2 separate regions of the Mus musculus genome follow, and region 1 is linked to region 2. Evidence: chromatin loops called from intact Hi-C (ENCODE). Cell type or tissue: heart. All regions are shown on one strand.

Region 1 (8,000 bases), 210 kb before region 2:
TCTGGGGGCTGAGGCTATAGACAAGCTCCTGTCATGAGTAAGTGTCCGTCTGAGCCAAATAGAGGCAAGCAGACTGAAGTGGAGTTCCAGCAGCAGAATTTCCTTCCTCACTTTGGCCAAAGCTAGGGCTGCTCATCTAACAAAGAAGCCTTAGGGATCCATCCCTTCCTTGAATGCTGAGGACAGTTTTTTCCTGAGTAGGATTTCCAGTCCTCAACCCCTGAGTTCCTATCCCTTTATAGGAGAGTCCATCGTGTCTAACTCCCAAGGACTTAGCAAGCCTCTAGCACTAGGAACTACCTCACCCCACACCCTGGGAACCTGACACAGACACACATGTAGACCACACACAGACACAGACATTCACATGGAATGTCACTCTGCTAACATAGCTGGCCACACCCACAGCAGCCCTGTACAGCCTTGGGGAATCTCTCCAGCCCTGGGGCTCTAGGGTCAGGGCCACCCTGCTGGCAGACTGAAGTCACCTCCCCCATTGTTGTCCCATCTGGAAGGAGGGTGGGAGTTGCCAGCATCACTGTTGCCAAGCAGTGGGCAGTGAGGGTTAGCCTGACCCTACAGAGAAAAGGGAGCACTCAGCAGGCTCTTGCCCAGCTAGCTCACAGGATATAACAGCCTGACATCTGAGCCACAGCTTGATTGACTAAGAGGAGGGTCATTAGCTGATGCCAGGAGGGGTGACTGCAGGAGTGTCATGGAGGGGAACAATGAGGTAATGCTGGATACTCTGTTCGGAGCAGGAGGCTGATTCTGAGCTATCACAAGAACTCCAAGCCCACCCCAATATTCAGGGCTATGGCAAAAGACTCTGAAGTTCCTTTTCTAGAGCCCCAGTGAACATCATCTCAAAATAGCTACTTCCCTGGCTAAGTCAGGCTCTGGGGACCTCAGCCTGTACTCACAGCTATGGAGTAAAGGTCATTTTTGATGAAAAGTGATAGAACTGAGGCTATATCAGCGAGCTCTGGTCCCTTTGTTTGTGGTACTGAAGAAGGAAAATAGGACCTTTTGCATGCCAGACAAGCTCTGTACCAATGACCCATGCTCCAGCCGTTACCTCTAGCTCTTTGTGTCCATTCTCAAGATGAAAATCTTCACATAGCTCTTCATGTCCTCACTCACCATCCTCCTGTACCAGTTGTTCAGACTACCTACCTACCTACCTACCTAGACCTGGCCACTGGCAAGGTCCTGAAAGCATTTCACCTTGGTGTCCACATCACTGCCTGCCTTCTGAGAAATTACTGAGTTGTTCCAATGCTTCCACACTACTCAGAATTCATGCCACTGCAGCAGGTGCAGGGCCTCTAATGTGCCTTTTATTACCCTATCTACATGACAAAATATCAGGTAGTGATGACATTCCTCATCCTTTAGTCTGAGGAGCTCTGGGGAATTCTGGGATCTCTCCATGGCAAGAGTGTTCAGAAACAAAGGGACCACTCAGGAGCAGCGCAGGGTTCCATAGGACTTGTATGTGTGAGCAGCCCCAGAAGCCACACAGGCTCTCTCTTTCAATGCTCAAGGTGGGCTATCCTGACATGACAGGGAAGGTCGCAGAGTGCTCAGGGTACGTGTAGATGGAGTTTCTGACTTGTCACGAACAGCTGCCAAGGGTTTTCCTCTATGAAGTTACACTTGGCAGTGCAAAGGGGGCAGCTCTCAGGAGAAAGCCATCAGTTTCCAGGGCCCAGATCCTTTCCTAGTGAAGAGGCTGAACAGATAAAAAGAGAACATGAATGAGGGCTCCTTTGGAAAACTCCCAGTTTTCCTCTGCCTCACCTGCTCAGGCCCTTGTGTTTTCCTTGTCTGGCCCGGGGAAGGGAAACAGCAGCCCACACACAAATTCTGAGGAGCAGGGACTGGCTATGTCCTGTGTCCACCAGTTTACCTTTTCCTTGTGGGCCAAGAGTTCTGCTTTGTCCCAGAGTTTGGTTATGAGAGAGAGAGAAAAGACACATCGTTTCTTCAGCCTCAACGACAAAATTAGGGAAAGGCGTTGGAACTACCTAGCTGAGCTCAGCATCTGGGAGGGTAAACCCACAAGAAGAGGCAAGAACATCGCCAAATCCCATTCCTTTTCCCGAGGTACACGATGAAAGTAACCTCCCTAGAACTTGGTGCTAAATTAAATCTTCCTTCATCCAATCTAAAGCCGCTGCCCTCTCCCATCATTACTGCCCAGGGGTCTGTTTCTGTGGATGGGGTGCCAGCGCGGCTCTGAAACCTGAAAACCCTGGAGGACCCCTCCTTCTGAGACCTAGCCCACACCAGCAGTCCTCTCCCACACGGGGGTCTCTTCTTTTGAGACAGTGGGAGCAGATGGGGGGCTCTGCGCTGGGGAGGCCTCAGCTGGATCCTGCCGGGAAGAAAAAAGGGAGCCACCGCGGAGGGGGGCAGCCCCGCCCCGGTCCGCCAGCTCTGCTGCGGATTGGCCCGATGTCTCTATATCTGGGATGCCTTCCTGGCACGAAGCTACCACGTCCCCAGTGTCTCCACCCGACGTCCATCAGACCTCCGTACTTGGCTTTGCAGTGCCCGCCACTGTCTCCTGCGCTCCCGCGCCGCGTTCCGCCCAGGCCTTGCCCAGCTGGAATGCAGAGATCGCCGCCCGGCTACGGCGCACAGGACGACCCGCCCTCCCGCCGCGACTGTGCATGGGCCCCTGGAATCGGGGCCGCTGCTGAGGCGCGCGGCCTCCCTGTCACCAACGTCTCGCCCACCTCGCCCGCCTCCCCGTCCAGCCTTCCGCGGAGCCCACCGCGCAGCCCCGAATCAGGGCGCTATGGCTTTGGCCGCGGAGAGCGCCAAACTGCCGACGAGTTGCGCATTCGGCGGCCCATGAACGCCTTCATGGTGTGGGCGAAGGACGAGCGCAAGCGACTGGCGCAACAAAATCCGGATCTGCACAACGCAGTACTGAGCAAGATGCTGGGTGAGAGCCTCGAATGCTTAGAGGGGCGGCGAGGGAGGGGACTTTGGGAGAGGGTCGGGATTCGGGATTTTATGGCTGGTCGCTGGGGTCTATGCCATGTTTCACGCCGCGCGCCCAAGGCGCACGACGGTTTGGCTAGTCGTGCGCCCGACACTGGTCCACTAACAGGCTCCCTTCGCCTACAGGCAAAGCGTGGAAGGAGCTGAACACGGCGGAGAAGCGGCCCTTCGTGGAAGAGGCCGAACGGCTGCGTGTGCAGCACTTGCGCGACCATCCCAACTACAAGTACCGGCCTCGCCGCAAAAAACAGGCGCGCAAGGTCCGGAGGCTGGAGCCGGGCCTCTTGCTCCCGGGCCTCGTGCAGCCGTCTGCGCCGCCCGAGGCCTTCGCTGCAGCGTCAGGGTCAGCTCGCTCCTTCCGCGAGCTACCCACTCTGGGTGCGGAGTTCGATGGCTTGGGGCTACCCACGCCCGAGCGCTCGCCTCTGGACGGCCTGGAGCCTGGCGAGGCCTCCTTCTTCCCACCGCCTTTGGCGCCCGAGGACTGCGCTCTGCGGGCTTTCCGGGCACCCTATGCCCCTGAGCTGGCACGGGACCCGAGCTTCTGCTACGGGGCGCCCCTGGCTGAAGCGCTCAGGACAGCGCCGCCTGCCGCGCCACTCGCAGGTCTCTACTATGGCACCCTGGGCACTCCGGGCCCGTTTCCCAATCCTCTGTCACCACCACCTGAGTCCCCGTCTCTTGAGGGCACAGAGCAACTGGAGCCTACCGCCGACCTTTGGGCCGATGTGGACCTCACCGAATTTGACCAGTATCTCAATTGCAGCCGGACTCGACCGGATGCCACTACACTCCCCTACCACGTGGCACTGGCCAAACTAGGTCCGCGCGCCATGTCCTGTCCAGAAGAGAGCAGCCTCATTTCTGCGCTGTCTGATGCTAGCAGCGCGGTCTATTACAGTGCTTGCATCTCAGGCTAGACACTGTCCTTGCCCTCCACCGCTTCTGCATGTGGCCAAGTGGCAGAGTTGCCTGCTCCCTTCCTTTCGCATATGTATGTTAGGGTATGCAACAGCCTTTAGAGCTGGTGGCCTAAAGATGCCATTTCTGTCGCCTCCTCATTTACACACCTCCTTCTGGGGGTTCCTGTGCTTTGGGCCTTCCCTAGGAACCTCAGGCCCTGGACGTGCTAGCTGCCTCTGCCAGGGTTGTTTTTGAATCATCTAATTCTTTTCTGCTATGTATTTTCTAGAATGAGACTGTGTTTTTTACTTTGCCTTTATATATATATACATATATAATACAATATATTTAATTTTTAATTAAACTTTTTTCTTTAAAAGGGTTTCAGTGATCACTAGCATCCATGCATAAGGACTGTAAACACAGAAATTTACTTTGCTTTTGCCTTAGCCACACCACTGCCCTCCATCCTTCCAGTGGGGCTCCCAGATATCATCAGCTCCCAGCCCGAGTTGCAGCTTTTCCTCTGCAAACCTAAGCACTGCCCAGGACAGTATTTTTCATTTGGGGAGAACTGCAGGGCTGACACCTGAACATTACAGATACATTACCAGACCCCAGCAGATAGTTGCTAAGAGGGGCAGCACCATGTCACACTTGCTCTGCTCCCCCAGGGGACCTGACTTAGGCAAAGGGTTAGTGACCAAGGCAGTGCTCAGACCTCATAAGAATCACATACCTCAAATAGTGATGTGAGGAGAGCTGCAACTCGGGGCCCTATTCTCTATAGACAGAGGTCAGAGATGTATAAAAGTCCCCTTAAGTTCCCTAGCTTGAGCTTTATTACAGAGGCAGTGATTGGGCTCCTTCCAGGAGGACTGAGGCCCTCTCTCCGGACCATCTATTTTTCAAAGTCCCTTACTAGACAAACATGCATCTAGAAAGGGGTGGCAAAATCACCCTGGAAATAGTCCCGGCACACACATACAAACACTGACTAGCTAGTCCCCTTAATCCCACTTCTGAAGGAGGAGTCTGTCCTGCCCCGGATTTCCATATAGTCTTCAATGGCGGCTGATCCAAAGATTCACCCACATGGAGTGTGAAACACCTAGCATAACTATGAAGCTGCAAATATATGGCTTTCCATGAAGGTGGTCATGTATGACTTACCTGAAAAAAACAAAACAAAAAAAAACAAAACCTAGGGCTAGATGTTCATGTGGGTCCATGCACAGGAAGCCAGCTTCCCAATACAATTAGGAAGAGGTACACAAGAAGTGGGGATTTCTTAGGCGTGTTCAGCCTCTGAGGCAAGATGATATCATCTCTACACTGACCAATATGAATTACAAACAGAGGTAGAAGATGGGTCTGACCAGGCCTGCTACCAGAATTCATGGGAACTGTCCCCAAGTGTTTAACTATTTAGACTGGGGTATTTTTCTGTCAACTTACGGACATACCAAGAAGTATACGTCAGATAGCTCAGAGACAACTGAAGCAACATTCTCGGGTCCAGAGCACTTCTTCAGTTCTAGGTTCTATACTATTCTATACTTACATTCCCTTCTCCCCTTGGTTAGTAGAGTGGAACCCCAAAGAGTGTAGGTGTGGTTCCACTCTCTCTGTGAAGAGAAGATAGATCAATGTGCTCTCTAAAAGCCCCCTTTCCCAATTGTCATGGAAAAAGGCTAGTAAGGGTCCAGTTTGGAGCAAGATCAAATTTACAAGTTCCAAAGGGTGGAGACTACCCCACAGCAGCATCAGAAAGACATGAGAGATCACACCACTAACGGCAACAGTGGATTGATAATAGGCTCTGTGTACCTGTGTGTGTAGGGGGGGGGGGAGTTCCTATTATTTTTGCCTGAGAAGACCTTCCTCACCATCCCCCAAGGATGAACCCTCCCACCCTTTCAGGTAGAACCATAGCATAAGGCCACACTCCTAATTCCTCATCCTATCTACCTCTTTCCCAAAAGGTCTGAACTTCTGTCCCCCACCCCTTTTCATCCCTTCATCCCTTCAACAGTCTAGTCTGTCCCTGGAGTGGCATGGGTAATATGCTAAATAATTTCCAGCAGAGAAGCAGGGCTGAGAACAGGTAAGGGTCTCCCCAGCAAATACAATCATTACTTTGAATATTTTTGAGGAAACTGTCGTATACCACATAAAGATTCTTGCCCCAATAAGGTCAAGGTGGGGCAGGCAGAGGGGTGGGCATGTCCACTTAAGGTCTCAGCCTCCCCAGCTCCCAACTCAGCCGCACTCCAGAAAGCCTTATCACCTAGCACCTCCTAGCTTCTTCTCTGCCCAGGAGTTCCTCCAACTTGAATTTGGTTAAAAAACAAAAACAAAAACGGGGCCCCACTTGCCTTCTGCTCTCACACTTGGAGGAAGAGCACTTAAGAAGCACTCTGCTCTCTCCTACACAAAACCTCCAGTGCAAAGTTCAGTGATTTGCGAATATTCAGAGTTGGGAACCATTATCATGGAATTTCAGAACCTTTCCATCACCCTCACAGATACTTCCCTGCCCCTAGAAACAATAAGCAGGTTTCTATCTTAGGAATTTAGCTACTTAAAAATGTTTAATTTATTTTAAATTTTGTTTAATTTTATCTTCTGGGTATGAGTGTTTTGCCTACATGTATGTCTGTGTACCACATGCATATAGTGTCTCTGGAGGCCAGAAGAGGGCATCAGATTCCACGAAACTGGAATTAAAGTATTATCATGTGGGAACTAGGAACTGTACCTGAGTCCCCTGCAAGAACAAGAACTCTTAACCACTGAGCCATCCTTCCAGCCCCATTTTATTTATTTATTTTGTGTGCAAGTGTGTAAGTGTGTAAGTGTGCAGGCATGCATGGCATATGTGTGGAGGTCGGAAGAAAGACATAGTAAGTCAGTTCTCTCCTTTTGCTATATGGATCCTGGGGCTCAAACTCAAGGCCTTCATAAATTTCATACGCACTAGTCCCCCCATCTAAAGATTTACCCTTTAAAATTATTTATTTACACTTTTGTGCATGGGTGTTTTGCTTACACACTTGGTGCCTTTGGAGGCCAGAAAAGGGTGTTGGATCTCCTGGAATTGCCGTTACAGATGGTTGTAAGCTGCTATGTGGGTGCTTCCTTTAAAGATTCATCAGTGTGCTGTAGTTTTGGGAGGTTACTTATGTATGTGTTGGCAGGTACCTATGGACGCCAGAGGCATCAGATCCCCCTTGGAGCTAGAGTTACAGGCAGTTGTAAGCTATCCAGCATGCATGGTGCTGGGAACTAAACTCAGGTCCTCTGTATGAGCAATGTGCTCTCTAATCACCAAGCCAATTCTCCAGCAAAAAAAAATAATTATTTTAGAAGCCGGGCGTGGTGGCGCACGTCTTTAATCTCAGCACTCGGGAGGCAGAGGCAGGAGGATTTCTGAGTTTGAGGCCAGCCTGGTCTACAAAGTGAGTTCCAGGACAGCCAGGGCTATACAGAGAAACCCTGTCTCAAAAAAAAAAAAAAAAAAAAAAAAAAGACAACAAAAAACAAACACCCCCCCCCCCAAAATTTTTTTAAACAGAATTCTCCCTACTCTTTTTTTCTTTTAACATTTATTTATTATTATATCTAAGTACACTGTAGCTGTCTTCATGCACATGAAGAGGGCATCAGATCTCATTACGGATGGTTGTGAGCCACCATGTGGTTGCTGGGATTTGAACTCAGGATGTTCGGAAGAGCAGTCAGTGCTCTTAACCACTGAGCCATCTCTCCAGCCCCGAATTCTCCCTACTCTTAAGGCAGTGGCTACCCAGCAAGTGAAGGCCAGACCCAATGGAGAAAATATGTAAAAATTAAATCTAATCACAGATGTTTAGTGTCTTATTTAATAAAAGAATTTTAAAAATATTACTTTAAAAGCCAGATATTTTTATTTATTTTTAATTTGTGAACATGTGAGGGAATGTGTGCACATGATTGCAGGTACCCACAGAGACCAGAGGCATCAGATGCACCTGGAGCTGAAATTACAGGCAGTTGTCAGCCACTCAGGGTGGGTTCTGGGAATTGAACTCTGGTCTTCT
Region 2 (8,000 bases):
CCCCTATTGCCTGTTTGGAGCTACTAAGATGGAATTACAGCCCTAGACTGCATTGATGAGGGCAACAATGTATCCCTCCCCAAAGCCTGGTGAAGACCCCAGGTACCTCTGTGTCCCTGGGACAGCCAAGGCCTGTCAAGTTCAGGGAAAGACTGACTACTAGGGCTTCTGAGTGTGGTTGGTTAAGGCAAATATCCCTTTATAGAAGTGAAATGTCACAGACTACTGGGTAAAGGTAGAGAGGGTGTTTGGGAAGAAAGAAGGGAAAAGAAGACCATAGCAGTGACCTAGAGAAATGGCAAGTTGTGTGGAAAATCTACCTTAAGAGACAGTTCAATACAGTACAAGTGTGCCCAGCTGAGATGGAAGAACAGGGTTTTGCTTAGACTGTGGAAGGTTGGTGGACACCTGAGGGTAGGGTGGAAGCAGGTGAGTTCCTAACTTCTGCCAGAACCTTCCCAGGGCTGGTGGTTGGGGAAAGCTGCTTAAGAAACTTTCAGAGGAAGGGACTATGACAGGGTCCAGCTTCACACCACAGTCTAGTGAAGTTTGCCTTCACCCAAAGTACCTACTTGTTTCTGACTGCTTCACTGTGGCTGCTTCCTGCCCTGCGCTAGGTCTAGCCCAAAGGTCTGACTGATCTACCCTCTGCTTCTGCTCTGTTCTTTCCCTGTTTCTTCTCTTTGGTCTGCTGAGGCCTGACCCCTAACCTATTCTCTTGGTCTTGAACTCAGTACCTCTCCTTCCCCCAGCCCACGCTTAGCCAGGCACACAGCAGGTGTGGCTTCACTCCTTCCAGTGTGGTTGGAGATGCAAGGAACTCTGGAATGCTAAGCTCTGGCTCTGTAGCTGGTAGGTGGGAGGCAAGGCTTAGAGAGCAAGGGGCTGCCAGTTGGCTATAGCACTTTGGAAGAACGGTTGGGGGTGAGGGAGCACTTGGAATAGAGAAGGGGCGACAGTTGGCAATAGCAGCTGGAGTGGCAGTTGGGGCTTGGCAGGGGCACAAGCCTGGAGGACAGTTGGGGTGGGGCAGCCAGGGTTGGCTTGTAGCCCCTGGCCCTGGAGCAGCTCTGGAGGACAGTCTTGCAGGAGGGCAGGTCCAGATGGCTCTAGACCTGGCCAAGCGATGCCCAGGAAGCCCCTCCTATGGCCATGGATCGGTCTTTGCTGCAGACTCAGGCAGGCTTCAGCTCCACTGTGGGATCAGAATGATGTGTGGTGGGAGGTTCCCCAGCAGCCCCGATATCCTCAGCCTACAGCAGTAGCCTTTCTTCCCTTCAGCTCTTGGCCTCTCTAGATAGGGACTTCCAGCAGAGTCCTGGAGAGGGCTGGGACAGGTTCTGGGTGGTTTCTGGGAGAGGGCAGGACTCCCCGGGCTGTTGCCATGGGGACGACTGAGCAACACCACTGGCTGAAGGATAAACAGACAGCCTCTCTGACCAGTGACTGAGACAAAGACAGCCACAGAAAAGCCAGCTGGGGGTGGATGAGGAAATGCTGTCTTGGGAGAAGGTGCCTAGCAATGACAGGGTAGGTGGGTGCCCCCTCTATTAGATAGATATGTAAAGATATTTGCTGTTCTGGAATTTTCTTTTCCAAAGCTCCTCCCAAGCTACTCCTTACAAAGCAGACCTTGAGGCTAAATGCAAGTAAGTCCCTGATTTCTCTATTGTTTCACAGTTATTAGCCTGAGGTTGGACCCCTTCCTTCTCCTTTACCCCTTGAAAGCCACAGGGTGTGTTGTTGGAGGGCAGGTTGCCATGAAAGCAAGTGGCATGGAGGTCCCTAAGGTTTGCAGAGGACAGTGGGCTTGGCCAGCCACATGGCACTCTTAGTGGCTATCACGGTGGTGTCCCAGGGACCTAGGATAGAAGGGAGCATATTCTGAGGAGCCTTCTAATCTGAAAGCACATTCATAGCCTGATCAACTTCTGCACCCTTTTTCCTGGCCCCTAGCATCTCTGGCCTGTTGCTAATTCCCTTAGGATCTCCTCATACAGGTAACTGGGGGGGGGGGGTGACTTTTTTGTTGTTGTTACTATTTTTCAAGATAGGGTTTTACTAGATGACCCTGGCTGGTCTGGATCTCCTTCTGTAGACCAGGTTGCCTTTAAATTCCGAGATCCACCTGCTTCTGCTTCCCAAGTGCTGGGATTAAGAATATATGCTACCCCACCCGGCTTGACTTTCTTTAGAAAAACTGTGTATGTGCATGCATATGTACAGCTGGCTGCCCACTTAGGCTAGATGAGGGGGTTAGGTCCTCTGAAGCTAGAGTTACAGGCAGTTGTAAGCTACCCATCGTGGATGTTGAGAACCAAACTTAGGTCCTCTGCAAGAGCAGCAAGCGAACTATCTTTTGTTGTTGTTGTTGTTGGTTTTTGAGACAAGGTTTCTTTGCATAGCCTTGGCTGTCCTGGAACTAGCTCTAGACCAGGCTGGCCTCAAACTCATGGAGATCTACTTACCTCTGTCTTCTGAGTGCTGGAATTAAAGGTGTGAACACTTTTATAAAACACTAAACTGTCTCTCCAGCCCATGGGGGGTGACTATGGAATGACTCCAATGGATGGCATGGACCCTTGGTGGCTGCAGGGCCCTGACCACCTGTCTCTTCACATGTCTTGTCTACTACTCACTGTTGATAGCAAGGATCATGCCCATCTTCATGGCACCTTGACCAACCCCTGCAGTAGATGCTGAATGTCATGGTCAGAGTACAGCTGAAACCAATCTATCTGTCTATCCTTGAGAGCCATCTCTAGGGCAGGTCACTTGGTGTGAGGAACTGTGGGTTGTGAGTTCCTGAGCCATTCTGGTTATATAACCAACAAAGCAAACACATCAAGGTGCCTGGGCCAGCTCAGTCATGAACCCTCAGGTCTGCCAAGAGGTTGTAGCTACTGCTGTTTTGTTTTTTAAACAATCATGGGGTTTATTAGCGTGAAGAACAGTGATAGTATGGAGATAAGGAGTCTTTGTCTCATCTCCAGGGGATTGTTCTTGAGCCTTTCTACAAGCTATATTGTCTTTATGTCTAAGCCTTGTGACCTGCTGTTGGCTTTTGAAGCAGAGAAGACAGGAAAGGAACTTGGTCCAGTCACTGGTACTACTGCTGGGGTGGAGGTGCAAGTGTGTGTGTGTGTGTGTGTGTGTGTGTTTGTGCTTGTGTGTGTTAGAGAAAGGGATATCTGCTCTGTCCTGGCTCATTTCTGAGCTCACCATGACTTCCTATGAATAGCCCTTCTGGCATATGGAGTGGGCTTGTTAGTGTTAGACACGGGGTTTATATGGGCTCCCTAGAGATGACTGAGCCTCATTGTGTTCACAGGCAAGACTCTTCTACTGCTCCCAAATTCTGCATGGGAAACAGACACAGCATATCGTTCACACGATCCTCCTTGAAGGATGCTTTGGGTGCCTAGTTACCTTGGGAGAAACTGGGGCTCTCTCTGAGGGACAGTGACCTTAGAGGTCTCCCCATGCCTCCCTTCCTTCATGGGCTGCATCCAAGACCAAGTTGAGGAAGGGAAATGGTGGGAAATACTATCTACAGACAGTGCCCTTTGTCCCCTCAAAGGGAGGTTTACACAGCCCGACCCTCCTGGAGGTCAGGAGCAGTGTGTCAGCAGAACTATGCCAGCCATACTTCTCCAAGGATAGAACATAGAGGTGGGCAGAAGTAAGTTGTGGGGGGTTCACTTCAGATAAGATGTGCCAAAAGGGTCCTCAGCAGAAAATCTGAGGCTATGAGCACCTTGGCCACTAGTGCCAGCCTAGATGGGTGGTGAGGAGTGGGCAGGGCATGTGCACAGCCATCTCCTGGAACCCATGAACAGTGAGGGAGTATCCCAGGTTTCATCTTTGGCTGGCAGATGTCTGCTTGCCCTTGCTCACTCAAGGAGAATCCCCTCTGGCCAGCCCTCCCACTGCTGCCTGTGAATGCCTCCTCACACAACATGAGAAATCCTCCACCAGGGCGGGAGCCTCCCACCTCTCAAGGAATTCCGCTGTGCCTGCCCCTCCTTGAGGCAGGCCGCGGATAGCCCAGGGCGCCTCACGATTGGTTGGCCCAACCCCGGTTCAACTCCTCTACGTCCCTGGCCATCTACAGGCTCACCCCCCTTCCCGCTGCTGCGCTTGAGATGTACCGTGGTGGCCTTTAACCCCTACGCAGTTCAGCCGGGAATGCCCGCTCCAGGTTCTGCTCCTCAGCGGATCGAAGACACTGGAGGCAAGAAGGACCTGCGGGCCTCACTGCACCACTGGGGGCGGGGTGAAGAGACCTATCCGTGGCTATACCGAAATCGAGATGCCATCACTGGCTAGGAGCTGCGGGCCAAGACAGGGTGGCGAGCACCACTTATCTGAGCCCCACACCCTCACCGGCAGTTGGATGACAAGAATGACAAGACCGACGTGCGGCAGCCAATGCTCCTAGTTGGTCAAATATGAGTCCCTCTTGCAGACATCGCCACGTGGCCCGCTTCCCAACGCTCGCCTCTCTGCGAGAGCGCCCAGGTCCCCGGATGGCGGGGGTGAAGACTGACCAGCCCTTTCTGGGCACCGCGCCCCTAGAGCGCGTTTTCTCCGCTCAGCGCGCCCGAAAGTCGCTAAGTTTGGGAGACGCGCTTTCCGCGACGGTTCCGCGGGGCTCGGGCACAGTCGTGACCCAGTCTCGTGCGTCCCCAGGGACAGTGCACAGACATCGCGGGGTGCGCCTACCCGACCCTGCTGCGGTGAACTTGCCCAGCCCACCTCTCCCATCAGGTGGTCTCTGGTTGTGAGACTCTCGTGGGGCGCGAGCGTCGACCCACGGACCCCATTCCTTGCCACTCGCAAGCCCATGGGAGGGGGTTTCCCACAATGCCCAGCGAGCTCCAGCCCGCACTTCCGCTGTCCAGCCCCGCGGGAGGGGGGCGGTGGGCCGCCGGTGCTCCGGCGGCCACTCGGCCCCGGCCAGCCCGCTGCGCCCAGCCGGCGGAGCGGGGGGCGGGGCCGGCAGGCGGGGGCGGGGGCGGGACTGGGGCGGTGGCCGAGGCCAGGGCGCAGTGCGGACCAATCAGCGGCGGCCGGGCGCGCGCCGGGGGCGGGGTCAGGGTCCGCGGGCGGGGCGCGTGGGGGCCGCGGGGCTGGAGCAGCGCGGGGGCGCGCGCCGGCCTGACGGACGGACGAACGGACTGGCGGGCGGACCAAGCCACCCGAGCGAGCGCGCAGCTCGGACCCTCCCGGACGCAGCTCTCGCCAGTGGCCGCGCGATCACCGGTCCGCGGCCACGGCGCCAGCCCGCGCCCGCGCCCCATGGGGTCACAGGTAAGCTGCGCCGGCTCATTGTCCGCGCGGCCAGGCTGGCGCACCACGCCGGGGCTGGGGCTGAAGCCCTGGCGGGAGCCGGAACCGAGTCCGGGGCGGGAGCTGGGCAGCTGCAGCCCTGGTTACTGTGCCCCGGGCGCGCCCCCGCCCTGCCACTGGCCCCCCGTCCCGCCTGGCGGGGGCGCCCTCCTGGGGGCGATGGCGCCCGGGGACAACGCGGCCGGAGACCCAGGCCCGCGGGGCCACGGCCCGAGTGGCGTGGGCGGGGCGGCACGGCAGGTCCCTGCGGGGTTGAGCGTAGAGGCGGCCGCGGCGCGGGGCTTCCCGGCCCCTTGGCACCTTCGGCAGCCTCTGCGGCCGCCGGGGTCCTTCTTCGTCACCTCCGAAAGGGGATTTTTCCAGCTGGTAATTTCTGCTGCGTCAACGCCTGGCCCCGGGAGGCAGCCCGGGGGCGTCCCTGCGCCCCCCGCCCTCTCCGCCCTGTGCGTCCCCCGCCCGCTCAGCGGAGCCGCACCCGGACCCGCCCGCGCCGAGTTTGCCAAGAGTCAGAACTGCAGGAGGTGGGCCCTGCAGGGCCTTGGGGGTCATTGTCTCCCCAGAAGCTAGATGCCGGTTGTTTTAGATTTTCATTTTAATAATGGGCCGAACTGGGGTTCGGGGCCCTCCCAATGCGATGGAGTGGGCAGCGCAGATAAGACGCAGCGCTCGGAGCGCACGGGGCGCGCAAGGGAACCGGGTCCGCTACAAGTCGCGTCTTTGTTTCCCAGTAAATAGACCTGTCAGTTTCACAGGTTAGCGAAAGTCAGTATCAGACAACTCAATCCCGAGGGTAAAACTGGATTTTTCTGCACCATGGAGAGGGTTCTAGCTAGTTGAGGGATTTCTTGGTATGGCTAGCGATTTCACTATTAGTAGGCGGAACCAGCTATACACAATAGGACTGGATCTGGGAGCCCCTGAGCAAGCTAAATGGGGCAAAAAACAGATAATTTCTAACCCAAAGAAATATAAACAGAAGAAAGTTTGAAATTCTTAGCGAATTTCCTCCGGCTCGCTTTGCTACAATCTCAGCGTGCATTTAGTGGAGGTCACAGTGCGAAGATTGTTATCAGAATGTAAAGAAATGCTAATTAGAAAATGTTTAGTGAACCGCCTAGGCACTGACACCTGTGAATGGTGCACTCCCGCGTGTGCTTGCCTCCCTCGCGGAACGCTGGATTGGATCCCTCCTCCAGGCTAACTAACTTCCCATTTGGGTGCAGATTCGCGAATTCCGCTCTTGCTGGTCCTAGTCTTGCCAGTGCAAGGCAGTGTTTCTACTCAGCAAGAGAATAGTTTGTTCATCAAAAGGAAATTTATAGGTTTTCCACGTGAATAATGAAGTAAAGTTTATTGTCCTGGGAGTCCTCCATTTTGGTATAGTTTATGATATTAGGTACTTTGAACTGAAAAGTTTAGGATACATCTCCATATTATTGCAGAAAAGATAGTGACACTTAGGTTGAAATTATTGCAGATAGAAGTTTAGCATTTTCTTTGGAAACCTTGTAATTTTTTTTTTTCCTGAAAGGGAACGGTGTTGGCTGTTATTGCCAGTTTCCTCTTTAGAATAGTAGAAAGAACTCACTTTGAGAGCCTAGAAATCCAAAATCCAGACTTGCCTCAAGCCTGCCCGAGGACAACATTTAATTAAGATTCTCATGACTCTACCTTGAATGTAAGACTTTTGCTTTCGTTAGATAATTTCTATTCATGAGGCTGGTGTTGGTGGCGCATGCCTTTAATACCAGCACTTGGGAGGCAGAAGCAGAGAATCTCTGAGTTCAAGTCCAGCTTGCTATACAGAATGAGTTCCAGGACAGCGGGAGCCACAAAGGGAAACTCTGTCTTGGAAAACAAAACAAAACCCCTAAAACAAAACAAGAAAGATAGTTTCTATTCATGTCCTGTTGCTTTATGTAAGTGTACAGTTATTCTGAGCCCAGACCCAACCTCATCTCTTTCTGACTGGTCTCTGTTACCAGGGCCACTGGTGACACTTAGTTCCCTGCAACCCAGTATGCCAGGGTCAGGCTAGTTCATGTCCCTGTGACTTGTGATGCTCCTTGGTCCCACAGAGGAACCAGGGCATAAATGTCAAGAAATGGAGAAAGTGCTTCAAAGATGCATAGAAAATGCCTGAAGGACGAGAGGTCTGTCACCGCTGAGGATGTCTTATTTACAAACACTGATGAACTGAATTATGTTGTAACAGTGAACTTTGTGACTTTGTGTGGAGGTTTTCAAATTAAGGAAAATTGGGCCACTCTGTCCCTGTGGTCTGGTTTCTGGGGCGCTGATCAGCTGCTGTGCTGTACTCCTTGAGGTCTTAGACCAGCCTCTGAGATCTGAAGAGGTTCATTTAGTGTACAGGGCAGGAAAATACTTGAGCTAATTTCTCACAGAAGTCACTTTCTGTGCTTAGGCATTCTCTTAGCTGTTAGCAAGAAGAAAGTTCTAGAAACAATTGTCTCCCGTTTAATCTGAACACCAGAGTCCTTGCACCTGCCTTAGGCAACCTGTTTCAGGAGCTTCCTGTTGTTTTGTTTTCTCATTTTGAAAAAAAAAAAAATAAGGCTTTTATTCTGCTTTGAAAACATATGCTAATTTAAATTCTCTGGAGTGAGATTGGATTGTTAAGAATTTGA

Evidence for each region. Hi-C counts contacts between places; a loop is a spot of excess contacts. Peaks named below come from ENCODE experiments on the same cell type or tissue, not always from the same donor. Only the 100,000 strongest peaks of a DNase experiment are listed, where the experiment ranks them.
Region 1: it touches region 2 in a loop (2.6-fold over the local background); 2 of 42 quality-filtered maps call a loop at or near these places.

The regions. Positions count from the first base shown.
Region 1 is chr2:181,666,138-181,674,137 of GRCm38, reverse strand. Sox18 (SRY (sex determining region Y)-box 18) reads left to right here and starts at 2,498. Exons shown (of 2, transcript NM_009236.2): 1 at 2,498-2,956; 2 at 3,142-4,301. The coding sequence starts at 2,617. The coding sequence ends at 3,935. In heart, CTCF peaks have their summits at 3,605 and 6,604 (motif pointing right); DNase peaks (open chromatin) are centred at 497, 2,467 and 3,757; H3K4me3 peaks cover 1,920 bases; H3K27ac peaks cover 2,105 bases; H3K27me3 peaks cover 6,277 bases.
Region 2 is chr2:181,456,569-181,464,568 of GRCm38, reverse strand. It overlaps a transcript of Zbtb46 not described here. Among named protein-coding and RNA genes, the nearest start is that of Abhd16b, 33 kb to the left of the region's middle. In heart, CTCF peaks have their summits at 3,987 and 5,467; DNase peaks (open chromatin) are centred at 1,398, 4,098, 4,508, 5,088 and 1 weaker place; H3K4me3 peaks cover 4,169 bases; H3K27ac peaks cover 4,066 bases.